Linked DNA regions of Mus musculus: regions 1, 3, 4 and 5 are each linked to region 2. Evidence: chromatin loops called from intact Hi-C (ENCODE). Cell type or tissue: heart. All regions are shown on one strand. Each heading gives the region's core, and the rest is flanking DNA. Links, peaks and the distances in the headings are about the cores only.

Region 1 (6,146 bases), core at 1,291-5,290, 150 kb after region 2:
CATCACAGCAGGTGGCTGACAACCACCTGTAACTCCAGCATCAAAGGATTCGGAGCCCTCCTCTGGCTTCAGCAGGCACTGGGAAACTGGATTTTCATATGTAAGACAAAAGATTACATCAGTATCTCCTCCCCTGCACAACAGTCAATTCAGAATGGAGTAAAGGTTTCATTATAAAATCTGAACATTTGAGACTGCTAGAGTAGAACAGGCAAAACACTAAAACACTTCAAGATACACAGGAACAGGCAAGGGTTTTCTGAGCATACTCCAGTGGCATAGGAAATAATCTCAAGAATTGACAAATGGGACCACAGGACAGTAAGAAGCATCTACACAGAGCAGGAAACAGTCACCAGAGTGAAGAGGCAGCCTGCAGAATAGGGAGAAAACTTTCTTGCTGCCTACATAGCAGCCAGGGATTAGCTAAGATATATAAAGAACAACAGGAGTCTAACAGTTCCAGTCAAAAGACTAGCTAATGAACTATAGAAACAGTCCTCAAAAGCCAGGATGCAAATGGCCAGTAAAATATTTGGAAGATGCTCAACATCCTTAGTCATCAGGAAAATGCAAATGAGAACTGCTTTACGATCCCATCTTACCCAATCAGAATGGCTGTCAAGGAAACAAGGACGTGAGAAAAAGAAGAGAACTTACTCAATGATGATGAGAATGTAGACTCCTGGCCCACTATGGAAATATATATGGAGGAGCCTCATAAACAAGCCTCAAAATAAGACTAAGTGGGACTGAGCGGCTCGGGTCTCGGGTAAGGGTCTAAGGCAGCACATCACAAAGACGCGCACATGCATGTGTCTAGATACACTGTGTACCGTAGTCAGTAAGTGGAACTGGCCTACACGCCCATCAGTAGATCAGTGGGTAAAGAAACTCGAAGCTGTAGAGAAGAACACCAGACCTGGAGAGGCAAATACTACACATCTTCTTTCATGTGGGGGACCTAAATTTTAGACTTTGTATATATGAGTGTGTGTGTGTGTGTGTGTGTGTGTGTGTGTGCGTGTGTGTGTGTGTGTTGTGGTTTGTGCAGGGGATATCTTAATGGATGTCTGAAATACAGAGAATAATGGAATGCATGCTATAGGACACTGAAAGAGGGAGACTCACTGGAGAAGCCTGGGGACAGTTGGTGTTGGGGAGGAGGCATGAGAGAGGCCAGCAAGGGAGAAGAAGAAGAGATGGGAGCAGTGCATGTGTGAGCATGCCATGAAGAAACATACTTCTTTGTAAACTAACCTTAAAAATTAAAACAAAACATGAAAGCAAAGCAAAGCAAAGGGCACTGGCATTCAGTACTAATGGGATGGGAGCCCTCCTTTGGCAACTGATAGGCACATCCTACAGATGTCTATCATCCTTTTGGTTGCTAAGTGGTATGTCAGTATAGGTTCTCATTCTATGATTTGCTTAGCCAGTAGTCGGTTCCAGCTGTGAGTAAGTACAACTAAAGCTACTATAAAATTCTTAGGAAGGTTTCAGTGAGTGAGAATTTTCACTTGTTGGGAGGGAATATGTAAGAATGGCAATAGCCAGCCTTCTCCAGAGTGTTCCATGTATGCCAGCAGTGTAAAACAGCTCCACATCATTGTCACACTTTGATGTTGCTTTTATTTTTAGTTATAGTGGAAAAAACTCCCCTATCACTGGGCGTGGTAATGCTCGCCCGTGATCCTTCCACGGGAGAATGAGGAGTATTTCCGAAAAGCTGTAGGCCAGCGTGGGCTACAAAGTGAACAGTGCATGTACTGATGATCAAATTAACTATGTCAACTATTCTTAAATGTGCCACGCGCCACCTCCGGTACTTTTAGGTGATTATGGAACCAGGTATCCGTCATCTCATCTTGCAGAACTGAAGGTCTACCTAGTCAACAACTCTGTCCTGCCTTGTGGCTGCCACTCTTTCTATTTTCTATAAGTTGTCCTTCCTCATATTTGAAATAAGACCCGGCTGCCTTGCTCAGAGTTGTCTTCAACTTGTGGGCTCAAACTCTGTAGGCTTCAATTTAAGTCACAAAAATGTCTTGTTATGTGCCCTGTAAAGCTTTTATAATTTTATATTGTGCATATTTAAGTCAGTTTGGGATTAATATTCATGTCCAGTGTGAGGTTTGATTTAGTTGTTTCAGTTCTGTTTGCTAAAATAATCTATTTTTTCCATTCAATTTTTTCAAAAATTCTCCTTGAGAAAAGGTCAGTTTTAGTCTTCATTTTCATGGCTCTATTTGTTTTTCTCAGCTGCGTTGTAAGACTATATTTTCTAGGTGCATTGCCCGTGTCTGGTGTTGTTTGGTCACTTCCTCCCAGCCCTCAGCTTGCCTCTTGGTTTTTTAATGGGGCCTTTTATAGATCAAAAGTTCTCCAGTCTGGTGGTGCGCCATCTCTCTCTCTCTCTCTTTCTCTCTTGGATGTCTCAGAGGGACTCGCAGCAATCCTTACTGGAAAGGCTTATCTGCACATTGACTTGTTTTTGCACCTTTGCAAAGTTAATTGGCCACATATGTGGTTCTATTTCTGGACTGGCTGTTCTGTTCTCCTAATCTATGTGTCTGCTCCTTCACAAATACCAGGCTTTCTTTGTTACTGTATCTCTTGCGTCTGAAAATTAGTTAGTGTGGTTTCTCCAGCTTCATTCTTCATTGTGCAATTATTTTAACTAGTCTACTTTCCTTGCCTTCTCATTTACAATTTAGAATCAGCTTACTTATAGTCTAAAAATATCCTTGATGGAATTTTGTTTTGCTTTGGTTTTGTAATTGCATTCTTTTTTTGAATTAGGTATTTATTTCATTTACATTTCCAATGCTATCCCAAAAGTCCCCCACACACTCTCCCACCCACCCACTCCCATTTCTTGGCCCTGGTGTTCCCCTGTACTGAGGCATATAAAGTTTGCACGACCAATGGGCCTCTCTTTCCACTGATGGCTGACTAGGGCATCTTCTGATACATATGCAGCTAGAGACACGAGCTCTGGGGGGTACTGGTTAGTTCATATTGTTGTTCCATCTATAGGGTTGCAGATCCCTTTAGCTCCTTAGGTACTCTCTTTAGCTCCTCCATTAGGGGCCCTGTGATCCATCCAATAGCTGACTGTGAGTATCCACTTCTCTGTTTGCTAGGCCCTGGCATAGTCTCACAAGAGACAGCTATATCAGGGTCCTTTCTGCAAAATCTTGCTAGTGTATGCAATGGTGTCAGCGTTTGGAGACTGATTATGGAATGGATCCCCAGATATGGCAGATTCTAGATGCTCCATCCTTTTGTCTCAGCCCCAAACTTTGTCTCTGTAACTCCTTCCATGGGTGTTTTGTTCCCAATTCTAAGAAGGGACAAAGTATCCACACTTTGGTCTTCATTCTTCTTGAGTTTCATGTGTTTCACAAATTGTATCTTATATCTTGGGTATTCTAAGTTTCTGGGCTAATATCCACTTATCAGTGAGTACATATCATGTGAGTTCTTTTATGATTGGGTTACCTCACTCAGGATGATGCCCTCCAGGTCCATCCATTTGCCTAGGAATTTCATAAATTCATTCTTTTTAATAGCTGAGTAGTACACATTCTATCTGTACCAAATTTTAGATGTGTTTGATTGGTGTCTTCTCTGTGTTGAATCATTTACTCTGTGAACTGATGTGACTTTCCAGTTAGTCAACTCTTTACTTCTCCCATCAACATTTTGAAGGTTTAAGAAGATCATGTTAAATTTACAATTGTGTGTTTTCTTTTTTTTTTTTAATTTTATGTATTGCAAATGATATGTATCTTTAAATGTTTCTAAAAGTTGATTTCTATTGGTCATTGTCATCTATAGAGGCATTATTGTATCCTGTTCACATGGGAGTACTGAGTGAGTCAGCTATCTATGCACGGAAATGGTTGCAGTTCTTTCTACCTGTCTGTGTGCCTTTCTCACCTTTTCTCCCCATTCAAAGGCATTTCTGCTCCATCCTCTCTTGGTTCCAACCCTTAAGGGGAAAATGCTCGTTAAGTGTGATTCCTGAAGACTTACTGGAAGTGAACTTTGACAAGCTGAGGAGTCATCCTCGAGCCTTGCTTGCTGAGGTTTTTGTTACATACAAATAGATATTGGATTTCTTTTTTAAAAATCTAATCTTATGTGTATGGTATTTTGTTTGTATTTAAGTCTGTGTATCATGTGTATACTTGGTACCAACAGAGGAGAGCATTGGACCCCCTAGGATTGGATCTGCAAACAATTGTGAGACACAGTGTGGGTGCTAGGAATCAAACCCAGGTCTTCTGGAAGAGCAAGTCTCATATTGGATTTTTATTTTTTTTAAAAAAAAAAGTACTTACAGATAATAAGTAAATAAATCTTTAAAAAATATATTGACCAACCAAATATGTCAATATTCTAAAGAAGAAGGCCCAAGTGTGATCACATTCATTAATACAGAAGAAAGAGCCCTAAAATTATCTGTAAGTACACTGTAGCTGTCTTCAGACACTCCAGAAAAGGGTGTCAGATCTCGTTATGGATGGTTGTGAGCCACCTTGTGGTTGCTGGGATTTGAACTCAGGACCTTCAGAAGAGCAGTCGGTGCTCTTAACTGATGAACCATCTCACCAGCTCCCTCAATATATTTTTAACTATTGAGCCAGTTTTTTGCATTCCTGGAAGAGGACTCCACTGGGGTATGTTTGCTGCTTGTTCTCTCCCTCCTCCCCCCTCCCTCCTCCCTCCTCCCTCCGCCCCTCCTTCCCTCTCGTTTTGCCAGGTTTTTATTTATTGGGTAACTCTTTAACTATTGGTAGTATTGATCGATAGCTTTATTTTCTTTTTACATGCAGCTCTCTGGTTTGTATTGGAGTGACAGTGGCTACATACAATGCACTGGCAAGTGTCTCCTCTTGGAAGGAATCTTATGACACTTGTCTTCTTTCAGAGTTTGGCCAGATTCACCCGTGAAACAGTCAAAACTCAAAGGATGTAAGACTGCCTAATCACCTTTTAAAATAGTAATAGGGCCATGTGGTTGTTCTCTTTCTTCTTAGGTGGATACTGGTTCTCACTCTGCCTTCAATGGGAGGCAAAGCAGGGCTCATTCTCTCTCTCTCTCTCTCTCTCTCTCTCTCTCTCTCTCTCTCTCTCTCTCTGTCCCTTCCCTTTGAACTGGCCCCCTCTCTTCCTTCAATAAATTCAGTATCGAATGCTACGGTGGGATCTGTCTCATCATTTCTCTTTCTCCCCAGCACCTGTTTTTTTTTTTTCAACAGCCTTGATGAGAGGTGATTCACATACCACGTGGTTCATTCATCTACCATTTGCAACAATGTTTTAGTAATTTTCAAAAGCTGTGTAATGAGCACCACAGTCATTCTTAACATTCTATCGCCTTAGAAAGGAATCCCATTCCCACTAACACTCCGCCCACTCTCCCACCTGCCCAGCTCTGCTCTCTGCCTGTTCTTGACATTTCATGTAAATACCTAACTATAAATGTGTGCTATCTATCTGTGACTGACATTGCCCACTTAGCATGATGCTTTCAAGACCATCCTTCTAATAACTGATACCAGATCATTTTCCACTGTTGAAAGGTTCTCCGTTGTACAGATATAGCACATTTTATCCGTTGAGTGATGGATGAGTTGTTTCTGCTTTGGGTTGTTATGGATAGATAGTGCTTGGGTATGTGGTTCTCTGTGTAGATGAATGTTTTCACTTCTCTTGGTGGTTTACCTAGGAATGCAATAGCTGGATCTGGTGACAGTTTGCTGTTTAGCAATTTGAACACGGTTTTCCAACATAGGGCCATTTACTAGTCTCACCAGCACTTGTATGGGGTGCAGTCCAATTTGTCTACATCTGGTAACGTTTGTTTATTGTCAGGCTCATTTTATCCTCTGCATCCTACAGGCTGTGAAGTTATTTCTGGAGCATTCTTGGTGGTCCTCCTCCTGCCCTTCCTCCTCCTCCTGCCCTTCCTTCTCCTCCTGACCTTCCTCCTCCTCCTCCTGACCTTCCTCCTCCTCCTCCTCCTCCTGACCTTCCTCCTCCTCCTCCTCCTCCTCCTCCTTTTCTTATTTATTTATTTTATGCAGTGAATATACTGTAGCTGTTTTCAGACACACCAGAAGAGGGCATTGGAT
Region 2 (6,146 bases), core at 842-4,841:
TGGATATCTATTTTATCCTATATGTTATACCCCATTACTGTTGTATGCATTCTGTTGCCTAAATTGGTGCATCCTCGGCTATTGAGAGTGCCTGCTGCTCCCTGTTGCCAAGCTCCATCACATTTCAAAGCATTTCTTTAATTCTTCAGGTCATTTCTGCTTTCCCTGCCTCTGCCTTGAAATCCGCTATTTTTCACTGCTGTTCTTAATTCCACATTATTTGAATAGTAGGCTTATAACACTATTTATAATCTTGGAAAATTAATGTTTCCAATATGGGAATCTCTGCATAGAAAATATTAGATACTTTTTTTTTTACCACTTTTCATATGGATTATTACTTATCAGTCCACTAATTTATCAAACTGCAACAAGCCTATGCTATTTTATTATATAGGGCAAAAGAAGGGGGGAAGCCATGTAATTAGGATTTTTACAGAACAATCTACCATTATGCTTTCTTGGTTTTGTATTTATGTCTAGTACCTAACACAAAAGTGCATCTTTTAGGCTTTTTAGTGTTTTTAGGTACACACGTGTGTACGTGTGTGTACGTGTGTGTGCGTGTGCGTGTTTCAGTTCAAATGCCTGGGGCTTTTGACAAAAGAGTTTCTTGTCTGATTAAAGATTGTCATTTCTAATATATGATGGGGAGAACCTATTGAAGCAAACAGAGTTTTCAGTTGAATGTAGCTAAGCCAGAGGCCACCCTGCCCCCGACTGTGGTTTTGTGAATGCACACATTCCTCTCTGCTTCCTATTTATTTGCCTTTTGTCCTTTTGGTTAAGTGGACTTGATTTAGGTTTTCTGTGGCTTGCAAATGTGCCTGTGCAAACATTCCCTCTCCAGTTCATCCCACTGTGTTGGTTTGTGGGTTGTGGGTTTTTGTTTGTTTGTTTGTGTTCCTGCCTGTATCCCCACTTGTTTTAGTGCTGAAGTTAATTGCCTGTCTGTTTTCCCTTTGTGCCTCGGAGACCAGACTGTCTTCAACTCTTCCTGCCTTTCTGATCTCTGCATGGGGCACATGATCCCAGCACGGCTTTTTAGCTGAACTCAGAGGCCCGGAGCTGCTCTAACTTGTAAATTTTATTTAATGAACAAGGGGACATTTTGTTTGTTTCAATTAGTGCCAAATAAGTTTCCACTCTCAAGTCACTTTTTCTGAGTCAGGAACCTGGGCACCATCCACCTGGGTTCCCCAAGCCCAGGGCAAGGAAGCCGAAGTCTGCTCTCTCACCTAGAGGCTCTACTTGGGGGAAGCCTGCTTGGAGCTTTCTTAGTCCTGGAGCCAAAGGCTGTGGGTAGAAGAGGTTAGAGGCAGCAGAGACTGTGAATAGGGAACAAGTCCAACTACATGAGCGTCTCACAGCATCCTCAGATGGCCATGAACTCCTGATATCTAGCCAGGCCTGGCTCTGCAGAGGACAAAGCACTTTCGGGTCTGTTTTCTGTGCATCTTAGAAGTTTAGGTTTAAAGCAATTTCCTTTAGCAGTGTAAGTGGGTTTGTATACCAGTCAACATACCAGCACCAGAAACGCAATTAGATTTTAAAATTGTAACTACATTTATTTTTTGTTATGATTGCTTGCATTTTCTGTAGGTTGAATTGCTTACTAGTATTCATAAAATTATTTTCTAGATATCTTAAATTTTTCAAAGTGTTTCTCTATCTCTCTCTTCCTCTGTCTATCTCTCTGTCTCTGTCTCTCCCCCCACCCCGTGTGTGTGTGTGTGTGTGTGTGTGTGTGTGTGTGTGTATGTGTGTGTATGTATGTGTGTGAGTGTGTGTCTGTGTGTGAGTGTGTGTGTGTATGTGTGTCTCTGTGTGTGTGTGTGTATGTGTGTGTATGAGTGTGTGTGTGAATGTGTGTATGTGTGTGTGTTTATGGGTGTGTATGTGTGTGAGTGTGTGTGTGTGTGTGTTGGTAGAAAAGTAGTACTTCTGCATTGGTTGCACTGGAAATGTGGTGTGAATGTTTTAGGGCCATACACTGGCTATTCCAAATGTTTATTTCTGTTCGAGCAGCTGGCCTCATACTGTGTATATACACACACACACACACACACACACACACAGAGAGAGAGAGAGACCCCTCACCTAAAACACAGAAAGTTTTAAGATATCATGGAAAATCTTTTTATGAATATTGGTTAAATAATTGAGTATTTATGAATACTGGTAAGTTTAAATTTAACTATGTGGTGGGTAATTAGTGCACAGTGTGCAACTGGCGTGTTAATGAGGGCTATAACTAGACAAATAGCTAACAGGTTTGAAAACTTTTTTTTTGACAAATAGGTGATTCAATGAGGATATTTTCATCGTTTAAGAGTTCAACCTTGTATCTGCTAGTGATCTTCTGAGTGTCACGATTTCCAAGCGTTACTTGTGAGCCAATGAGATGTGTGAAAGGTCATACTTACAAAGGTCCTTAAAAATCCCTTGGTGAAGGGTCGGGGAGGTGGCCCAGTTGTGAGGTGATCGATCTGCTGTCCAAGGGAGAGGACCTGGGGTTGGTCCCATAGAGTTTACTTTGAAAGTTAAGATGCAGTGGTACACTCCTGTGGTGCTGGGGATGCAGAGGAGAGACAGGGGCATCCCTGGAGCTTGGTAATCAGTCAGTATAGCCTCACTGTTGAGTTCCATGCTGAGTGACAGATAGTCGAGAGAGAGAGAGAGAGAGAGAGAGAGAGAGAGAGAGAGAGAGAGGGAGAGGGAGAGAGAGCGAGAGCGAGAGCGAGAGAGAGAGAGGGAGAGGGAGAGGGCGAGAGAGAGCGAGTGAGAGAGAGAGAGAGAGAGAGGGAGAGGGAGAGGGAGAGGGAGAGGGAGAGAGAGAGAACACAGGATATCAATTTCTGAAACACACACACACTCACACTCAGTTAACCATTTAGTTTTCTCTCTTCACCTGTGGCTTTGTTTTATCTGGTATATAGGATATTTTTAGGCACCAGGTCGGAAATTTTGAGAGCCACATCACTGGAAGGTTGAACACTGATAATTTCTCCCTTATATTTTCTGTGATAAGATGTTTTTAGAAAGTTTTCAAGGTATTAAAAAAATGTCAAAATGGGGGGCAGGGTTGGAGGGGGGAGGAAACCCTCTTTACTGCTGTTTGAACTTTGGGCACAAGATGGCGCCGAAGTCACACCAATTAAACCCAAAGCCAGGCATTTTGTGTTGGTACTGAACAGCTTCTATTGAACACAGAAAAACCAGTTTGTCCTTTGTGAGTTTCTCTCTTGTCAAGTTCTCTAGAACTTAGGAAGAATTCTTACATTAATTCTTGTTTTTAACGACTTAACGTTTATTTATTCTCCAATCTATTAAAACTCTGACTTCACTGCTTTGTTGAATCAAAATCCTTTTCTTCTTGGGATAAACTGTTTTCAGAAGACAATTGACTCTTAAATACATTAAGTCTTACTAAGTGGACATTTGTTTTCAATTTAAAGGAGGAAAAGTCTATGTTCCAGTCTGTGAACAAATTTTTTTTTTTTTTTTTTTTAAGTTTTTAGGAACGTTTAGAGTTGCTGTGTTCAGCCAGTACAGTATAATCACTTTTCTGGAAGGAGATATGTCAGGGAAAGCCAATGTCCTTGGCTAAACCGAATCCTTCTAAATTGATGTCCGGCAGGATTAGAGCAGATGTATGTATCCCAAGGCTGCCGGCTTTATTTTGGCTGGGAACACGGCGCATCTGCGCACGGATGTCTTCACGCTGGATTAGTCTTTGTGGGATGGGATTTACAGTCCAAGGCTGAGTTTCTTAATTACCTCTGCGTTATATAACGCCCAGGGGACAGCCAGGACAGGAGGCTGCTGTGTGACACTCTGCTCTCCGGGACAGTGCCCGGAAGGTCTTCTCACACTTTTTCTAGATGACACAGTTTTGCAAATCATAAGATTTTCTTTCTGTTCCTGAAAAAGTGAGTTTACTAAACATATTCATTAAAAAAAAAAAACCCTAAACTTGAATATACAATAAAGCCAAAAGTTCTCTGAGCTCCCCTCTGACTCATGTTAAGTTTTGTGTTTGATCACCAAGTACCTGGTCCCTGTGAGAAACTTGTTTGTAACATTCAACTTTTTTGTTCAAAACTTCTTTCTGTTGAAAGAGACAAGATTTACTGGGTTTTTTTGTTTGTTTGTTTGTTTTGGTTTTGGTTTTTTAACGTAAGCTGAAACTTATTTGAAAACAAAAATTACACGGCACAGTTATATGGCAGATACAATTCTTAATACTCTATGGCACACGAGCGATAGCCAAACCTTGGGTAGCACACTTCCGTCCTTCCCAGGAAAAGCTTTCAGAGTCTGTGGTTTTCCCTTATGAGGGTAGCAGTGGTGTTCTTTTGTGGGAGGAGATTGCAAAGCTGGGTTTTGATAGTAGAACCCCAATTTGAAGGACATGCACGTACCGTATCTGTACAACATGACACTACACACATCACACTATACACACATCTCATCCCACACACCACACACACCTCACCACACATACCACATACAACACACACCACAGACAACACACACACCACACACAACACACACACACACCACACCACACACAACACACAGAGACCACACACACACCACACCACACCACACCACACACACCATACACACACAGACCACACATACACACCACACCACACCACACACACCATACACACACAGACCACACACACAGATCACACCACACCACACACACCACACCATACACACCACACCACACACCACACACAATACAACACATCACACACAACACAACAAAACTACACCACACGCAACACACACACACACACACACACACACACACCACCACCACCACCACCACTCACCTACATAAAGTGAAAATTGTACATAGGAAAATAAATAGATTATATTCTGGTGGCCTCATGCCTTTAGACATGGGTCTTTTTTCGGGTGAATTTTCTAGAGAAGGAGATTCAACTGGTTTTCTGCTGTGGTGGGTACTGCATAGGCAGTGGGGAAATCTGTCTTTAAATGAACAGCCTGCTAGCAGGAGGCCATGAGAACAGAGTCTATTCGTTTGTTTATTACACTTTTTACCTGAGGTATATGAGTGCTGTGTGTTGTGTTGTGGTGTGTCTATGTGTGTTGCATGCATGGGAATGTGTGGATGGATGGCCTTGTGCACATGTGTGGGCTGTGCGCATGTGTGGGAAACCCGGAGGACAACTTCGGCTCTCTTCTGCTCTCCACGGGTACCGCCTTGAGACAAAGTCTGTCGTGGAGCCAGAAGCTCACCGGTTCCATTAACTGGCCACTGAATTCCTGGGATCTCCTGGCCTCCGCCTCTCAGCTCTGGGCTTGCAGCCAGGCACAGTAGTTACAGGTAGCCGCTTTTTGTGTGGGCACTGGAGATTTGAACTAGGCTTTGTTAGCAAATGCTTCCCAGGTAAGCATGAGGAACTGAATTCTGATTGCTGGCACCTACAGAAAAGCCAAGAGCAACCATTTGTCTGTAATCCCAGTGCGAGGGGAAGAGGAGCCTGGGGGGTCCTTGGGGTTTCTGGCTAGTCTTTCTGAATCAGTGAGTTCCAGAGTTAGTAAGAGATCCTGTCTTAGTAGTAATAATGACAATGATAATTATAAAGATAGTGATGATGATGTGAAGGGCTATAGAGGCAGATATTCTATAGACAATCTAGTCTCCACATGCTAACAAGCACATGTACATGTACCCACATGATCACACATGCACCACACACACACACACACACACACACACTAGTATAAGAAACAATTCAGTCCAAAAAAGAAGAGTTAAGTAGAGATACTGAGAGGAAGGAACCAAGGGGAAGTCTGAGTTTGGCTAGAGTCTCAGGTGAAGGAAATAAAGATGCCAAACAGATACACTGGAGCCTTGCTGTGCACGGCCTTGACGCACAGGCTAGCCCTTAAAAGAGCCATCAGTTAGTGGAGAACTGCTGAGAGTCTTGGGTACCAGAGCATCAGAGAGCTGTGTTTCAGACAGATAAATCTGATAAGCTGAGAGAGAGAGAGAGAGAGAGAGAGAGAGAGAGAGAGAGAGAGAGAGAGAGAGAGAGAGAGAGAGAGAATGCAGAAAGAGCCACAAAGCACCTACATGGTTTCCATATAAAATCGTTAGGCTA
Region 3 (6,146 bases), core at 852-4,851, 410 kb after region 2:
CATCATGTCTGTCTGTGGGTCTCTGTATTTTTTCCCCATCTGCTGCAAGAAAAGTTTTCTCTGACGCTGGCTGAGCAAGGCACTGATCTGTGAGTATAGCAAATGTCATTAGGTGTCATTCTATTGCTACTTTATTTCTGTTGGACTAGTATTATTTGGTGTTATGCTAGGTCCCTTCGTTAGCCAGTCGCAGGTACTTAGCCACCCAAGCAGAGTTGGGTATGGGTTCCTTCTTCTAGGGTGAGCCTTAGGTCAAATCAGATACTGATTGGTTACTCCTACAAATGATGTGACACCATTGCACTAGTACATCTGGCAGGCAAAACACCAAATAATGGTAGTGGTAGACTGGAGAGTTTCTGGCTGACTTGGTGATGACATTGTTCTTTTAGTCACATGCAGAGCACCTTCCTGTACCAAACAAATGGTTGAAGGCTCTATGTAGACATCATCTTGGCTTCTCCATATTCACTAAGTGCACAGGAGTGAGACTGTCTGAGCAGAAGGAGACTCAGACCTCCTTCTCCATATTCATTGAGTGCACAGGAGTGAGACTGTCTGAGCAGAAGGAGACTCAGACCTCCTAGGTTGAGCTCTAAGATGTCTGAGAGATTCCCAGGACCTGTCCATACCTCCAAACCGCAGATAGAAGACAGGCAAACAGGGCTACATCTCCCTCATTTAACCCATCACTCCACCTGGAAGGCTTGGAGGGATTCTCTGCCTAATTCTCCTGCATGCCGCCCTGACGCTTCTAGTTCCATGCCCATCTCCATTGCACACCTGGCCATTGAGATGTAATTCCTATTGGAGAGCTATCACCCTGGGGCACCTCCTCTCTGGTGACTGGGAAGGCCCATGGCTCACCTCCCTCATCTAGGTGCTCCTGGCATGTTCACAGAGGAGTGTGCCCCATGCCACATGAGTCCAAATTACTGAACACACTTTAGCATATAAGGCCGTATTCTTCAGGGATGCGAGCAGAGGACAGAAGGCAGTGTCCCAAGTCCCTACTCCTGGAGGTAAGTCATGGGACTCGGGAGGACCAAGCCAGCCCTAGGAAAGTGATCTAGAGTCAGATGTTTAGGGGGAGCTGATAACTCCAGGCTTTGCTGACAATGGGTTCACACCAGCTCTGGTGTGGGACGTGTGCACATATTCATGGTGGAAGCTCCTGACCAAGCTGACAACCCCCTCACCCCCCCTACCACCGCTGGTTCCATTTGCGAGGGATACCACAGCTTCCTGGGGGTAAGCCTGAAATATTCTACATGCCCAGCTCCTCAAGAGATAGCTGCTGGCCTCCAGCTCAGACTATTTAACATAGAAACAAAAACCTACCCAGCTCAGTGACAACAAAGACAAAGAGAAACCATCTTTGCCTTGTGCCTAATCCACAGCCAGGCTGGACTCTGTGAATGTGAAGTCATATATTTACATATGTGCTTGCATGTTTTAATGTGTTTATTGACTAAGGACAGGCTGTGAACTCTAGGAGACAGGCCCTGGCTGCCAGCACACAAGTCTCGGTGCAGAGGGGTCCAGAGGCATTGAGTCCCAGGCTGGGATTGATGCTAGGCAAATCCCTGTTTGCAGAGTTGGTTGCTGGTCTCTGGGGCGGACGTGGGGCCTCCCAAGGAGAGTGACTCTATGCCTTTCTGTCCTCTTTCAATTCCTTGGGTCCCTGTGAGGATGAACCTATAGAGCTCTTAGAATATGCAGAAGAAGCCTCCGGACTCAGAAGTGAGAAAGTCTCCCCCACCTTGTGGGAACATGTAGTGCTAATTCCCAAACTCCTGGTCTGTCATGGGGAGAGGTGGGAGACCCTGCTAGAGTTGGGGCTGGTGCTGATGGCTCCACACTCCTCAACACAGAAGAAAGCAAGAGGCCTGGAAGAAACTCATGTGCCCTCCAGGGCAGAAGGACACCCTAGACTGGCCAACCCAGTTCCAGAAGACAATGAATGCAGAACTCCTGTGTGTCCTGGCTGTTCCTGAAGAGAAGTTTGCAGAAGAAAACCAAACCAAACCAAACCGGAATTTCTTTGTCCAAGGGAGTCAGAAGCTTAAGGAGGTGATGGGGACTTATTCAAGTCCAACATGGAAATTTCTAGACTCTAGAATCTTATGTGTTCTGCTACTGCTCTGACACAGCTATCCAGATGGAACCACTGTCCCCCTGAAGAGCCCGACATCAGTGTAGTGTGTGAGAGAGAACTTGCCACAAATCAGTGAGGGCAGGACGCCTTGTCCCTTGGAAAGAAACCTGTGTGTATGTTATGTCACAAGGTGGTACTGGAGGTGGTAATGCAGCTCGGTTGGAAGTGCTTACCCATGCGTGAAATCCTGGCATCCATCCCCCACCACTGCAGAAAACTAGGCATGGTTGCACGTGCCTATAATCCCAGCACTTGTAGGTTGTAGGAGGACCAGAAGCTCAAGGGCATTTTGCATTTTGAGACCAGCCTTAGCTCCAAAAGATTTTGTCAAAAAGTAAAAAAGACAACAGGGGTTTATCAATGGCGGAGCATTTAGTGTCAAACACGAACACTAGACCACTCCACACTCATGATGATCCTTTGAAATGGTGTATTTAGGTGTGTTTTAATATACAATCTTTTTGTAGGCGTGGAGCGATGTGTTATGAGTTACCGGCTTGCAAAAAGCAGCCCAGGGCTCCCGACTCAGTCATTTCCATTCCAAGAGGGTAAGGCTCCCCTGGAAAAGATGATAGACATTGCCTACCCATTCCACCTTGTAGAATCCTGCAGGACACAGACAATGGTGGCATACCCTGAAGGGAGGGGAGGCCCCACTTTTCCATGCTGCACAGCCCCCGTTCGCCCTCTGCTGGGCACAAGAAGAGTCAGCGGGTTCTTTTAGCAACCAGATGCAGAGCAGGGCTGGGACTTGTTCTTTGTTTTGTTTTGTTTTGTTTTGTTTGCTTATTTGTTTGTTTTTAATGATTGAGAACTGTATTTTCCTTGTCAAAGGTGTGCCAAGAGGCTGCAGAGCAGTCTCACAAGGAGCTTCCGACCCGTGACTGGGGATTGCACAAGGACCAGATCTCTCAGCGCCTCCTTCATGGGTCCTTGCACTTCTTCCCCAAGGGTGTGATAGTCCTGGGTCTGTACCACAGCTGGCCAAGGGACAGTATCAAGAGGCTGGCATCTATTCACAGCACTGCCAGTTGGGCCAGGTGTAGACCAAGAAATCAAACTCTCATTGGTTAGCACAGTTTGCTCTGTGTTGAGCCCTGAGGGTCGATCCTCATTGCCGAGCTCTATGACCCTCAAGAAAATGTCAGTACAGATGGCTCCGTGGGAGCAGAAGCCCGAGAAGAGCATAGGTGTCGTGGGATATCCATCTTGATGGCTTTGGACCTGTGCTTACCACTATGTGGACCTCCATGAAAGAAGGCAGACGCTTCTCTGGCTAAGCTCTGGAAAATAAGAGCACTCAAGTTCTTGAGGACACCCTGTTTAATGAACCAAAGTGTCACTGCTGGGCCTTCTAGAAGTGGCTATCAGGCATTCGTGAAGGACAACCCTGCCTCAGGGCGCCACACAGGCCACTCACATCAACATGGGCCCCTGCAACAGCACTTCAGCCTGCTTTCTTATGGACTCCAGGTCCACAAGCCAACTGACAGCACCACCCACAATGGGCGGGGCCCCACACACCTCATCACAGATTTACCTACAGGACAATCTTAAGGATACATTTCCTCTCAGTTTGGCAGTTCCTCAAAAAAAAAAAAAAAAAAAAGGACTGAGGACCGAGTTATACCACTGCTGGGTATATACCCAGAAGATGCTCCAACATATAACAAGGATACATGCTCCACTATGTTCATAGCAGCCTTATTTATAATAGCCAGAGGCTGGAAAGAACCCAGATGCCCCTCAACGGAGGAATGGATACAGAAAATGTGGTACATTTACACAATGGAGTACTACTCACCTATTAAAAATGATGAATTCATGAAATTCTTAGGCAAATGTGTTTGCCTACTGGTCTAATGTCATAACTTGCCCAAGTCTGCTGAGATTAAATGAGATCATACTATGTAAGTCATTGGAAGAGTGATACTTGACAAATCCTAGAAGATGTGATGGCTACCATTCTAGGACTTAGAACTTGCTTTTCTAGCTGTATAAAAACAGGCGCCAGAGACTGAAGAGCCTTTTAATCCATAGTAAGAAATAAGAAATGATAGCCAGGTGTGGCGGTACAGATCTGCAACCTCAGAGCTCAGGAGTCAAAGGCCGGAAGATTGGGAGTTCAAGACCAGAAACCAGGCAACCTAAGACTGTCTTAGAAAGCAGGGCCATAGTTGAGATGTCTTGAGCCTAGCATGATGGACGGGCCTATAATCTTAGGGCAGAAATTACGTAGCAAGGCCCGTTCTCAAAAAAAAAAAAAAAACACCAAGCTGAGCTTGGCGGCACGCCTTTAATCCCAGCACTCCGGAGGCAGAGGCAGGCAGATCTCTATGACTTTGAGGCCAGCCTGGTCTACATAGTCAAGTCTAGGACAGCCAGGACTCTGTTACACAGAGAAACCCTGTCTAGAAGAACCAAACCAGTCAAACAACAACATACGCAGTGGTCTATAACAGAAAAGGATGATGTGGGTTTATCTAATGGAAACTGGCCCGGTGTGCTGTGTGGTATAGAGCAGTTTCCAAGTTTAGGCAAAGAAACTTGATTCCTTGCTGAAGTCAGCAGGAGTCCTTTGTGCAGAGCGGTTCTAAAAAAGTAACTCCTATCCTATACTGCCCTCCAGTGGTCAACACAGACATTACTCTAAGAATGCCTGAAACAACTAAACGTATTAGGACAGCTTTTTAGCTTCTGAGATGCACTTCATTTTCTGATCCTTAAATGAGAATTGTCATTACAAAATTATTTCCTCCACCATGAGTGTTGCCACTCTAACTGATAAAGATTCATACAGCTTTGGTTTATGTAGATGAGATATTTCATGTGGTCTCATACTCCTTGGTACAAGCCTCTAAGGTTTTCATATTTCTACCTTTAATCCCAGCGCTCGGTAGACAGGCAGATGGAACTCTGTGTGTTCGAAGCCAGCCTGGTCTACAGAGAGAGTTCTAGGACAACCAAGGCTATGCAGAGAAACCCTGTCTCAAAAACCAAAACAAAGCAGCACAAAACACGTGTATCTTTAAAGTCTGAGATAAAAACTGATGAATTGAGCCAGATGTGGCAGTGCACACCTTCAGTCCTGGCAGAGGCAGGTGGATCTCTGTGGTTTCTAAGCCAGTGTAGTCTACATAGCAGGTTTCAAGCCAGCCAAGGCTACACCGTGAGATTGTATCTGGAAACAAACAAACCAAACCAAAGAACTACTACCTACCACAACAAAAAGTACTAAATTATCCCAATAGTATTTTCCCACATTAAATCTACTTGGGGGTGATTATATAGTTGAGATTTGGACTTTGCAGCTAGAATAACTGGCTGTAATCCAGACTTAGTTACTATTGAGAATCCAGGCTTAGCAATGTTCTGGTTGGCTTTCTAATGCTGTGATAAACACCATGACCAAAAGCAACATGAGGAGGGAAGGGTACATTCCCCATCCAGTTTATCGCCTACCATGGAGGTTAGGCAGGCATGGACTCAAGACAGGAACGTGAAGGTTATAAGTCAAGCAGAGAGAGTAGGCTTACACTCAGCTACCTTTCTGTATCTTTCTTTCTAAAGATGAATTCAAATGCTATTTGCTTATTATGTGTGTGTATGCTTTGCCTTCATGCATGAAGGTGCCCACAGCAGACAGAAGAGCCCGTCAGATCATCTGGAGTTATCGTAGGTTATAAGAAATCAAACCTAGCTGGGCGTGGTGGCGCACGCCTTTAATCCCAGCACTCGGCAGGCAGAGGCAGGTGGATTTCTGAGTTCGAGGCCAGCCTGGTCTATGAAGTGAGTTCCAGGACAGCCAAGGCTATACAGAGAAACCCTGTCTCAAAAAACAAAAACAAACAAACAAACAAAAAAATCAAACCTAGGACCTCTGGAAGAGCAACCAGTGTTCTTAACCACTGAGCCATCTCTCCAGCCCTCAACTACCTTTCTTATCCCTTCCAAGGCCACCTGCCTCGGGGTGGCACCGCCCACAATG
Region 4 (6,146 bases), core at 838-4,837, 150 kb after region 2:
GAATTCTGAGAAGCAAAACTTTTGTCCTGAGCGGTCTAGGAAGACAGCTGCATAGAAGCAACTGTTGCTAGAGATTTTTCTAAGTCCTGGTTATAAATGATATGTTAAAAAATATCGACTAGACTGAAATTTATCATTGTTGATTGGTTTTTCTTGCATGGCTTTTGTTCCTGATGCGGGTAGGGAAGAAGGATGGTAACATTCCCATCAAGGTCTTGGTTAAAAGGATGCTTCTCTTGGAGTTTTGGCGACTTTCTGAGTGCCTGGCTATCTGTATCCCTTTCTTCGGTAGAGAATTTCCCAGTTTAATTGTGCTTTGGAGTGGTGCCTCTGTAAGTACTTTGAGAGGTGCCATGGAGTTCCTTCCAGCCAGGTCTGGGTCAGGGAAGTCCATTCATTATTTGATTTCCTGTGTTTTATTTCCCATTGTGGTTTTGTTTTGTTCCGTCCTGTGATATGGATCTGGCCCTTATCACCAGGACTAAGTTCAGGAGAGTGACTGGGATTTGGTTTCCATAGTTTCCTGATTTGTTTCCCATTTGGAATTGTTATCGCCTTGATTCTCATTTCTTCTGTGGTAAGAGGAAGAGTTTTACTCATCTGACTCTCCCAAACACTTCCTATCCCAATGGTCTTCCACTGCTCCCCGGTCTTCAGTGTGGAAGCTGGTTCTCACACAGGTGGTTGTGGTTGTTGTTGTTGTTGAACAATATAAGGGCTTAGTAGTGCCCATTATGGGAAAGAGCATCAAAAAAGCTATATAAGAAATATAAGGGAGTACAAAACATGATTGGGTCACACATGGGGGACAAGAAAATCATGCAGACATTTACTGTGCATCAGTGTGTGTGTGGTTTTTTTTTTTTATCATTTAAAAGAGTTTCATTTCTAGAGTCCAGAAATGTTTTAAAATTTAATTTTTCCAATGATAACAGAAGTGTACATTAGCAGCCTTTTATGTACAGGTCTGTAGGGTTAAGAGCATTTACATGGTTGAGCAGCAGACTTGAGGACATGTTTCAGGAAATTGAAACATGTACCTGCTAAACGGCTCCCCAGCTTCAGGCGAATCAGGTTTAAAACCCAGGTGATAGCAACTGACACGTAACCATCTTCTAAATCAGCTGCGGATGGATGGCCAACACCTTGAATGTGGTTCTTTCAGCTGAGTTTTCTAATTCAGCTCAGTACTCAGAAACGTACAGCAGTGACACCACACCAAGGCGAAAGTGTTCCCATGAGACGCTCTGCTGCAGGTGTAGTTTATGGTCTGCTTTGAGGTGTAAACTTATTTCTGTTACTTGTTTGAGACTCTTTTGAGGAATGGTCTTAGAGTAGGAGAGAGACATCAGTATCAATAAAGACAGCTAATCCTCATTTTTACTGTATCCAATACCATTTTTATCTCTTTCTTGTTTGTTTGTTTGTTGCACGCAACAGCAGTATCATGAATGTGGAGATCAGAGAACCACTTTCCAGAGTGGTTTTTCTTCTGCTGCTGCTATGTAGGTCCCAGTGATTGAACTCAGGGTTGTCAGACGTAATGGCAAGGCACCTGCTTTTACACACAGAGCCATCTCATCAGCCCAGCCAGGATGTTTTAAATGCTTGTAATCTTCCTTATTGTTCCATGAGATGTTTTACAATCACGGTCTTACTTTTATCAGTGAATGAGTAATGAGGCAGAGAAAATTTAAAGAAGTTGATCTCAGTTTCAGAGCCTGTTTATAGATATGTGTGTGTGTGTGTGTGTGTGTGTGTGTGTGTGTGTGTGTGTGTGTGTGTTTGAATGTTGTTGTGCAACTTGACTCTTCGTTCCTCATTCCTGGGCTATACAATATCTTTAGGATGATATTCATATCAAACTACAGGTGTCAGTGGGTGGAATAAAAGGTATACACAGGCGTATCCTGGGGGCGTGGGAGGGGGTAAAGACGTAATAATTAGGTGATCTGTGCTGTGCCCCAGTCATTTCATGTTTCAGCCACACTAGTATCTGTTCGTAGGTTCTAGTTATTCATTCCCTGTGCAGGGACAAAGTCACAGGAGAGCTGGGGGGTTTGCCTCATGTGATAATAAGTGGTAAGGTATAGATGTAGAAACAGACTCATTTTTAAGAGCTTCATCTCTGTCTTACACAGAAGTGTTTTAGCTTACTAGAATTCTATTAAACATAAAAGCTGTAAAATGTGACATGCAGATATCTATCCTAGAATTCTATGTAATATTCTATAGAAGTCTATCCTATACATAACTGATTTCTACATAAAGAATGCTTCTTCACAGAACATTTTAGTCCTCTTAAGAATTGGAGATAGAAGTCAGGCGTGGTGGTGCATGTCTTTAATCCCAGCACTGGGGAGGCAGAGGCAGGTGGATCTCTGAGTTCGAGGCCAGCCTGGTCTACAGAGTGAGTTCCAGGACAGCCAGGGCTACACAGAGAACCCCTGTCTCATAAAAAACAAAAACAAAAAAATTATATATATATATATATATATATATATATATATATATATATATATATGTATATAATATTTAGCAGTCTATGGTGCCATACATATGTAAGATGGAGTCATCCTACATCATGTAATAAGAGAAATGCATTTTTCTGGTGTATATGCCCTGAGATACAGCCTCTCCATCCTCAAGAGAAAGAAGTCCCCTTCTTTCTCTTGAAAGTAATCCTGAGGTCACTTGAACAATAGGAGAATTTGAAACAATGGGAAGGAAAGTTGTTGAGCAAAACCATGATGTCAGTGTTGCAGCTTGCTGTGAAAACTTACTCATTAGGGTATTATCCACCTGAAACCCTACTTATATACGTATTTACTTTCAATAATAAGACCTTTATTTGGAGGGACTCTCTATCATGTTCCTTCAGGGGCAGACAGGACTGGATGCAGTTCATTTCCCAACCTTGGCTAGGTCTGGGGAGCTCTTGTCAAAGGAATCTTGTTCTCCGCAAAGCTTGTCACTGTTTTGTGTAGAGAGAACTGTATGATACACTCAAAGAAACAAACATTTTCCTCATTTTGGAGCCTCGTCTGGTCGGATACATAGAGGAAAGGGGTAAACATGGATTAAGAAATCCGTGCCCCAGTCTTCTAACGTAGACTGGTTACTCTCTGGATTGCCTGAGTTGCATCTCAGTATGTCTTGCTCCTAACTAAACAAAACAGGCTCAAAGACATACATAGCTTTCTGTGTTAAAAAAAAATCCTAAGATATTAAAATCTCACACTTCGCAGCATAGATTAGATGCTTACTGAATATGTCTCAATCTGGACAGCCTACTATGTCTGAAATCCCTTCCATATCTAATCTTCATGCTGTGGACAGCCTGGTCCCAAAGAAAATAAGACAGCACGAGTTGATGACAGCTCAAGTGTCCCTGAAACTGTCCGAACCCTTATCCTGGCAGCAGCAACAGCAACAGGAGTTTTGGGTTATACTTTCCACTAGTGGGTGGTACCGTCAACTGGTTTGAGAAGGCATGTAGCCCAGAAGAGCTGAGATTCACTTTCCAGTCATTTTTCTAGACTGCTTTTCCCTCTAGAGTGATTAGAAAGTTAATTGTGTTTTCTTGTAATTGTAGTTGCTTGTAGAATTAGGATGGGGCTCAGTTGGGACAGACAGGGGTCAGAAAGAGAGTATACATTTTTAAATAAAAGTTTAATACATTTATTTATTTATTTATTTAGGGAGGGAAGGGGCATTCATGCCATGGCATGCATGTGGAGGTCAGAGGACAACTACTCTGTTCTCTCCCATCACCGTGTGGATCCTATGAGGTCAAGCAACCAAATATGACACAAAAGTACCTTTACTGACTAGGCCATCTCACCAACCCAAGAAAGCTTTTTTTTTTTTTTTTATTTTTATTTTTAGCATTTTGTAACTTGAATTGTAGTACTATAGTACTGCCTAAAATTTATCCATGTAAAACTAATGTAAGAGCTAGTTTTCCTAATTTCCTGAAAGAGAAGAAAAAGAGAAAGCAGTGCCCAACCTTGGAGAAGCAGAGTTCGGTATAAACATCACTGCAGAGTGATGAACTCTTCATTAGGTACACCTGTGTTCAATCAGACTCTAGCAGTGTGCCTAGAACACATGCTTAGCCTCTCCAAGTCTCACACTCCTTGTTCATGTGAAGGGACTAAAAGCAGGTGCTCAGCTATCCTTCTCAGATACTGGATGGGGGTTAGAAATGTTCTTGAAGTGGCAAGTGAAGTAGATGATTACAATTATGTTTCTTTGGGGGAAGTTGGGACACTAATTTCCCAAGAGAAGGAAGGGACATAGATCTCCCCATCTTCCTCTTTCTTAAGGCTGTTCTGAGTTGCAAACTGAGGGGGGAGGAGGGGACCTACTTAGTTCTTGTTTTGTATCTCTACTCTTCACGCACAGAGATTCTTTGGTCTCTGCTGGAAGGAAGTTCAATGAGATTCAAACCAAAAATCTCTTCCTTGGGCAAAGCTCTTTACTGTGTATAGCTCATAAGAGCTGCAGAAAACAGAATCTATTGACTCATATGACTGAAAAGTCCCACGGGAGTACCACCTGCAAGCCCAGTGGGATCCAGGTAATTAAAAGCTAGGATTGAAAAATCTCGTTCCCCCAATTTAAGTCTGTGCTCCTCTGTTTTTAGTTGGTTGGTTTGGTTTGGTTTCAAACTTGAGCTCTTTTCTTGCGGAGGCAAAGCCATCACCATCAACTCTACCATCATAGCAAGCTAGTTGTTCCAGCTCCAGAAGAAACATGAAGCTTGAATTACTTATTGTTCCAACAACTTTCTTGGGCTTGGATCTTGCTGGTACTATTTGAGCACATGTCTCTCTCTGAACCAATCACCAGCGTGCCATACAGCCTTGAATCCAAGGATGTCAGACTCACAACTGACAGGTTTTCCCAAGTGGGAAAAAAACATATATATGTATGTATATGTGTATATGTATATATCTGTGTGTGCATGAGTATATATATGTATATATAAATGTGTGTATATGTATATGTGTATGTTTATGCATAATATATGTGTACATGTGTATATTTGTGTATACACGTGTATATTCATATATATGTATATATACACACATATACACACATAATATGTACATATAATATATACATACATACATGCTAGACACTCCTTGCCTCTCTCTTGTGTGTATATGTGTGTATATGTTTATGTATGCTATATATGTATGTATGTGTACATATGTATGTATATGTGTATATTCATGTATATGTATGCATATACACAAATATACACACATGTGTGTATATGCATACATGCATACATACATACATACATACATACATGCTAGACACTCCTTGCCTCTCTCACCACCCCTTTTCTCCTTGCCCCAAATAAAAGACATTTAGATTCCTCAGCATGCAATAAGGCATTTGGGGTATTATAGGGATAAAGTGTCAGGGTATCCACTAGAGTTGTGTGAATATGCATAGCACACACACACACACACACACACACACAGAGAGTTTAGCAACAGAGTACATGTGGCTCATTCTAGAGCATGAATATCAGTGAAAGGTTTCTTGAAAGCCCTCTAGACTAGATGTTAGCCTTCATGTGGCGTAGGCCATCGCCTCTGAAGGAACCTAATGGGAGCAGATATCACCTCATTCTGCAGGGGAAAAGCATATAAAGGTTTCTTGAAAGTATCTTAGGTAGAGAGTGGGCCCTGCACATGGTGCTGTTTGAAAATGGCATAAAACTCTAGGGATGATTTCACCACGGAGCGATTAGAGAAGCCATCTAGTTGTAGAAAGAAACCATAACTACAGAAATGGAACTGAGAGAAGAAACATGCTTAGAAATGGAGGAGCTAGAGAAAGTATCCATGGAGCTAAAGAGATCTGCAACCCTGTAGGTACAACATTATGAACTAACCAGTACCCCGGAGCTCTTGACTCTAGCTGCATATGTATCAAAAGATGGCCTAGTCGGCCATCACTGGAAAGAGAGGCCCATTGGACACACAAATTTTATATGCCCCAGTACAGGGGAACGCCAGGGCCAAAAAATGGGAATGGGTAGGGGAGTGGGGGTGGGGAGGGTGTGCGGGACTTTTGGGATAGCATTGGAAATGTAATTGAGGAAAATACGTAATAATAATAATAAA
Region 5 (6,146 bases), core at 1,345-5,344, 170 kb after region 2:
ATAATAGCATTAAATTGTTATGAACATGACTTTAGTATACTACTAACTAAAATCATAAAACACAAATAAAACCTTCATTTGAGTTATTTTAAAAGTAGGGGTTTATATATAAGACTGTGGTTTTTATCTTCCCGTTTGCTTGGAACTGTCCATTTTATATTATTTTATCAGTGTATTATATGTCCCCTCCCCCTCCTTTTAAAACTGGTGCTTCCAGTCCAATAATTCTTCATATTCATATTATTGAGATTGTGAAGATGTAATTGCAGTTGCATTGCCTCGGGTTATTATTGTCTGTCTTAGTTTTCTACAGGAATCAGATACAGGTCCGCAGGAACCCCATGACTGAGTGACAATTCCATTTTCATTTTTACATGGCATAATTCCATATTTATCTTCCTTATGAAAATGTCATGGTTTTTTAACAGTAAGGACTGTGAATTTCATTATGAAGCAAATCAGTGAAAATTTGAGAAATAATCTCTATTTTATAATGATGCTGCAAAAATTAATTTAAAAAAATTGAATAGAAACAACTCTGTTGATACTTTTTTTTCAATTAGTTAAAAAAAAAAACTTAGGCTCCTTAATTTTTCTCTTATGGTGGCAGCAGAGCCTCCAAGGTTTCTGTGTGTGGGAATAATTACTGTGACAGGATGACCAAGCATCACTGAGTTCTGCAAATCCCTTGACTTTTAAACACCTTCAGGAAGGGCAGGGGTTAAAATGAGTCTTTATGATTTAGAATACATGAGGAATTTTACTTTAAGCTGTGAATTTTAAAAAATCTTCTGTAACTAGTTTTTGATGTATGTTTTCTAGTTGTAATTCTCTTTTACTGTTCCCATAATGAAGAAAATTTAAAAATGAAAATAGCTTTTAAAAAAATCTTTTTCCTGAACAAAAGTAATGTTACATTGCTGTGTAGAATATGGGCGTTGTCTGACATGCTCACAGTTACATTACTGTGTAGTGTGAACCTGGCTAACATGCTCAGAGTTACATTGCTGTGTAAAGTTTAGATACTGTCCAACATGCTCACAGTTACATTGCTGTATAGAGTGTGAACACTGGCTAACATGCTCATAGCTACATTGCTGTGTAGTGTGAACCTGGCTAACATGCTCACAGTTACATTGCTGTATAGTGTGAACACTGGCTAACATGCTCATAGCTACATTGCTGTGTAGTGTGAACCAGGCTAACATGCTCACAGTTACATTGCTGTGTAGTGTGAACCTGGCTAACATGCTCACAGTTAGATTGCTGTGTAGTGTGAACACTGGCTAACATGTTCACAGCTATTTGCTATGTACAGTATGCACACTGTCTAACATGCTCACAGACATTGGCGTCTGGAAGTCCTCTGCTATCCCCCTCCGTATGTGTAATTGCATCTCATGTTATTTGTATATTTGCATTCACCTCGTGGTTTTGATGTGTTACAATTTTTGTTCCATTTTCCAGATCATTCCTTCATTCAGTTTCTGGATACAAAAGAAACACCTAAGTGTTTACTTCAGCAAACCCTAAATACAAGGGCAGAGGAACTCTTCTGGCCTGGGACACTGTGTGATTACGGTGGCCACGTGGGCTGTCTTGAGGTGACATAGGAATCTCTGTCCAATGTTGCTTTCCTCAAGACCAAGAATTGTATGCCTCTTTCCTTTTAAAGAAATCAGATGGGAAAGCATGGTGATTTGGTTCCCAGGGACAGAAGCACGAACCTAGATCCTGCAGTCCTAGTGAATGGGAAACTAATCTTAAAGAAAGCCATCAAGTTAGACATCTAGGTGTTTCTTTCCAATTTTAGATGGAGATGTAACAGTTAACTTTGAAAATTCAAACGGGCACATGATACACATCGGAGAGGAAGCTACCCAAGAGGAGAATGTAGGGAAACCTGAAGAAGGGAGTGACTCTGTGTGTGAGAAAACACCACCTCGGGAGGAGCAGGCAGAAGAGAAGACAGGTAAAATAAACAGACTCCCATGTCATCTCCTGTAGCACAGCCCAACTTTGAGATCCAAGGAGTGACTACAACCAGTACCCTGCACACAGGAGCCTTGCAAATTGGACAGAGGCTAGGGAAGAGAAACAGGCGAGTCCAAAGACAGAGACATCCAGTTATAGTGTGCCCTCTGCTTTTGTGTTAGTAAGGAAAGCTAACTGATAGTAGGATCAAAAGGATTGGGCTTGTGGGGAGTTACATTGCCTGGAAATGGTCTCCTCTTTAAAGTTTTCTCTTGAGACCTTCAAAAGCATGAGAGGACTTGGAATGTTGTTTTCTTCTGGTTGTAGCTGGTCCACGTAGGCAGCTCAACAAGGGGTCATGTGTCTTTCTCAGAGTAGACTCCCTCTATGTCTGTGGGAAGTAGCTTGTGCATCCACACAGCCCAGTATTTTAGTTTCTAGATGTTTCTAAGATACAGCAAGAAGTAGACCCATAAGGAGCTAAGATTTCTCTGCCACTTTTTGCTCTATGGTCCACTCATGCTCTGTCAAGTCTACGATTATGCCAAAGGATTCTCTAAAAACTTGGTTTCTAAAGTGGGGTCAGAGTCGGATACTGCAAAATATATTTCTCATGGGGCCCTCCAGGTTGTTAATGAACTCCTTAAGGTGGCTCCATCCCAACACCAACTTATTTTCCACCAAGCCTTATGCTTACATAAACCTTGAGCTGATGTCCTATAAGAAAAGGTTTAGCCAAAGATCCTCTGAATAAATGTTACCATGCACATAAAAAGGAATCTTCAGGAAATGGTATGTTTCCTCATTTCCATAAGGTTTGTCTCTGAATTGCATGGCAACATTTTTCAACTTCATTTGCATTGTATAGACATTTTGCAAACTCTTATTAATTTGCTGCCCTCAGATATTAAGCAGAGTACTTACGGGGCTTTCCTTAACCTCTTCCAGTAGAAACCCCTAGTTAAGGTTATTAATACTGATAATAAGAGATTTGCCTGTACTTTTTAATGATAATATTCCTGGGACATAATGAGAAAGCAGACAGACTTTAAAGAGACTCAAGTGGAGATTTTAGTTGGGAGGGGACAGTGTTTTATTTTCTTCAGTTCCAACATTAAAGTTCATATCCACATATGATTTTTCCCTAATCCCTGTGGGTGTCATTGCTACCCAGTGACTGGCCAGAGTTGAAAGGAAGTGGTTCCCTTATCAGTGTAATGAAAAGTTTCTGATAGGTTTATATTATTTAACCCATCAGGCCTTGGTGTTCTCAGGAGAAGGTGGCAGATCTTACAGGTCAAGGCACGGCTGGGAATAATTCTATTCCTCAGATTAGTACATTTAGTTCTTTCTAGTCAAGGGAGTTCCATGATAGCATCAGTACATGAGGAGATGGAGATGCCACAAGTGCTGGGTGTCGTTGATGTGGCTGCTACAGCTCCCTCTTGTGTGGACATAGCCCATATGGAACTGTGCCACCAACCAAGAAAGGTATTAAGACTGGGAGCCATTCTCTGAGGCAAAACTAAGAGTGTCACTCATAGTTTAAATAGAAATTTCTTAAGAACAAAGATATGAATTACTTCTTCAGTCCTACACCTTTTAATTCTTAAAAAACAAACCAGTCAGCTTCACTTTGCCTCTCTTCTGTTCTCACACATGAGCTCACTCTCAAGCAAACCCACCCTCCTATGATCCTCACTCCATAATTTTTCAGGACTCGCTCTCAAAGTCAAGCCAATCCCCTCAGTAGTATTATTCTCCCTGGTAACTGTCTAAAAAATATTGAAAGGCAAGCACATAAGGTGCCACCCCGCCCCCAACCCTGGCTCTGTGTGTATTTCTGGGGTTCTGAAGGCACTTCATTCCACAATTGGTATTGTTGCCTTGGACCTTTTCTGGCAAGAGAAGAGATTTCTTCCCCAAGGTCTTCTAGGCTCTTAGTCTACTGTTATTCTTTCTCAATAGGTGTCCTTAGATATTTGAGACACAGAATCTGATCAGCAGTCTGTTCCAGTATAAGAGCATGAGATCTGAAAGTCATTTGACATCATCTCCACTGTATGAGTACGCAGGGCCTTCAGTGAAGGAACAGTGATCAACATGTGGTTGTTTCATCAACAGTACTGGAGAACTACCCTGCATGAAGCTCTAGCAGAGACCACAGTGAGAATGAAGAGTGGTCTGTCTAAATACAGATTCCCCTCTAAGAGAACAGATAGCTCACAAGCAGTCATGATGAGATGCAAAGCTTTGAGCAGGCCAGGGTACTGGAGCCAGCAGGAATCTCAAGGAGACCAGAGTTGTATGTCTGCACAGTGTCTTTCCAAACTGAGTCCTAGGGGAGACAGGAACGAGACAGATGGGTTAAAAGAGAGGAATTAGAACATAAGTGCCTCCCAGACCAGGCGCAGAACACACACAGTCCTGGATTACTCTAACTATTGACCTTAGATCTTTACATAGAGGAGAGAGCCAAGCCTGGAAGTGGAGGAGACAGCGTGTTTTCCAGGCTGCTATTGTGAAGCTTCATGTCCTTCCAAAGCCAGCATGAACAGACAGCTCTCTCAGAACATCCCCTTGAAAGGCCAGTGTTCCATTACTCTACCATGAATTTGTACAAAACCTTTGAATCATATACTCACTACATATCTTATATATATCATTACCACCCACATACAAATAATAAAGAGAGCATTTTCTACCAATTGTCAATACTGTCAGCCAGTCACATTCGTTGAATAGACATGACTTTTAAGGCATTGTTTGATTAGATACAAATTTACATATACGCATACAACTTAGGGATCCCCAGTGTGGCAGGCACTCAGAGAAAACTATCATGGTAGAGTTGGAAGGCTAAAGAGTTTAGCTCCATGGTCCCCAAACTACTGCTAGAGTTTGTGTGTGGTATGTCCAAGAAACAAAGCAGAAGAAATGGTATGCCATGCCTTTCTTGGTTACACAAAACTGGAAAGATGAATTTAGTAAAGGCTGTCTTGTATTGACACTGTCTTTAGTTTCTATTGTGCTCCATTTACAAAGAAACAACCACTTGGCTCTTTGGTCTGGAATTGCATTTTAATTTACTTCAGTCACTATTACAAATAATACAGACGTAGGTACATTGCCAGCCTTCAGAATCCCCAGAGCGATGTTGCTTCTCTCCCAGTTTTTATGGGTCTGCTCTTCCTATGTACAGTTTTTTCTATGAAGTGTGTGCTTTGTCCTTTCAAAACTATTCTGTAAAGCATACATTATAAGACAAAGTGGACTCTCTTATTCTGCACTCTGCATACCTAGAGCTGTGGTTCTGATCTAAAGGGTGGAAGAAGTCACTGTAGAATTTGAAGCTGCACTGCTCCTCTGGGAAAACATGAAAGCACTCTAATGGTTGAAAGTAACAGCCAAATGCCTTGTGTCAAAGACCCCTGGCGTCTCCCAGAGTATAGAACACACCCGATTGTTTTGGAAGCACTAAGATTTCTGGTTGTAAGTCTCACCCACAGCAGTGTATTGCTACAGTGTGTGTCTGTCACTCTTGAGGGTCCTTCCCTGTGACTAAGGTGGTCATTGTGTTGCATTTACAACTTGTAAATTGGGACTTGTTGCCCATGTCGCCAACTGGCAACCACACACTGAAGGCCGGAATTAAAGCTGGTACCTAGCGCATATTTACACTGACCCTTGGTATAACTTCGTCATAGTCACTTATGCCACCCTTCCATCAAAGAAAGGAATGATGGATGGATACAGAGAACCCTCCCCTGTCTGTCTTTTAGTCTTTGTTCTCCCTTGAAACTTGGCTCCCTCTGATACAAACACTATCTAGTTCTCAAATGTCATGAAGCCACCTGTGTGTTGTCAGTGTCGCCATGTCTTGCTCCCTGCTTTTCTGTCATGTGTGTGTCTGTATCAGTCTGCTCTGTTCACTTTCTCGTTTGTAGAGAACACTGAAATCCACTCTGAACCAACGGCTGCTCCTACTCTACCTCCTACAGCTCCTCCTAAACCTAAACCCAAACCTAAACCAAAAAAGTCTCCTGGGCCTCCCAAAGGGGCCACGGCTGCGGCCAGCCACAAAGGAGATGAAGTGCCTCCTAATAGAAAAAATGTCAAGGCTCCCAGTAAGCAGGCCCCAACCCCTCCACCCAAGCCAACAAGCCGAAACA

The links. Hi-C counts contacts between places; a loop is a spot of excess contacts. Peaks named below come from ENCODE experiments on the same cell type or tissue, not always from the same donor. Only the 100,000 strongest peaks of a DNase experiment are listed, where the experiment ranks them.
Region 1: a loop joins it to region 2, with 2.5 times the contacts of the local background. A loop is called at or near these places in 3 of 42 quality-filtered maps.
Region 3: a loop joins it to region 2, with 8 times the contacts of the local background. A loop is called at or near these places in 38 of 42 quality-filtered maps.
Region 4: it touches region 2 in a loop (2.4-fold over the local background); 4 of 42 quality-filtered maps call a loop at or near these places.
Region 5: a loop joins it to region 2, with 2.3 times the contacts of the local background. A loop is called at or near these places in 4 of 42 quality-filtered maps.

The regions. Positions count from the first base shown.
Region 1 is chr10:13,279,985-13,286,130 of GRCm38, reverse strand. All of the region lies in intron 2 of Phactr2 (phosphatase and actin regulator 2), which reads left to right. Among named protein-coding and RNA genes, the nearest start is that of Gm46211, 57 kb to the right of the region's middle. In heart, for the core only: no CTCF peak of the experiment used is centred there; no DNase peak of the experiment used is centred there; H3K27ac peaks cover 2,037 bases.
Region 2 is chr10:13,426,962-13,433,107 of GRCm38, reverse strand. All of the region lies in intron 1 of Phactr2 (phosphatase and actin regulator 2), which reads left to right. Among named protein-coding and RNA genes, the nearest start is that of Phactr2, 44 kb to the left of the region's middle. In heart, for the core only: a CTCF peak has its summit at 3,147 (motif pointing right); no DNase peak of the experiment used is centred there; H3K27ac peaks cover 1,605 bases.
Region 3 is chr10:13,015,362-13,021,507 of GRCm38, reverse strand. No RefSeq gene overlaps it. Among named protein-coding and RNA genes, the nearest start is that of Sf3b5, 10 kb to the right of the region's middle. In heart, for the core only: CTCF peaks have their summits at 2,848 (motif pointing left) and 4,791 (motif pointing left); no DNase peak of the experiment used is centred there; H3K27ac peaks cover 2,029 bases.
Region 4 is chr10:13,272,138-13,278,283 of GRCm38, reverse strand. The region is part of intron 2 of Phactr2 (phosphatase and actin regulator 2); the gene reads left to right. Among named protein-coding and RNA genes, the nearest start is that of Gm46211, 49 kb to the right of the region's middle. In heart, for the core only: a CTCF peak has its summit at 2,921; a DNase peak (open chromatin) is centred at 3,383; H3K27ac peaks cover 2,107 bases.
Region 5 is chr10:13,257,592-13,263,737 of GRCm38, reverse strand. Phactr2 (phosphatase and actin regulator 2) reads left to right here. Exons shown (of 13, transcript NM_001195065.1): 4 at 1,814-1,972. Among named protein-coding and RNA genes, the nearest start is that of Gm46211, 34 kb to the right of the region's middle. In heart, for the core only: a CTCF peak has its summit at 3,424 (motif pointing left); no DNase peak of the experiment used is centred there; H3K27ac peaks cover 1,075 bases.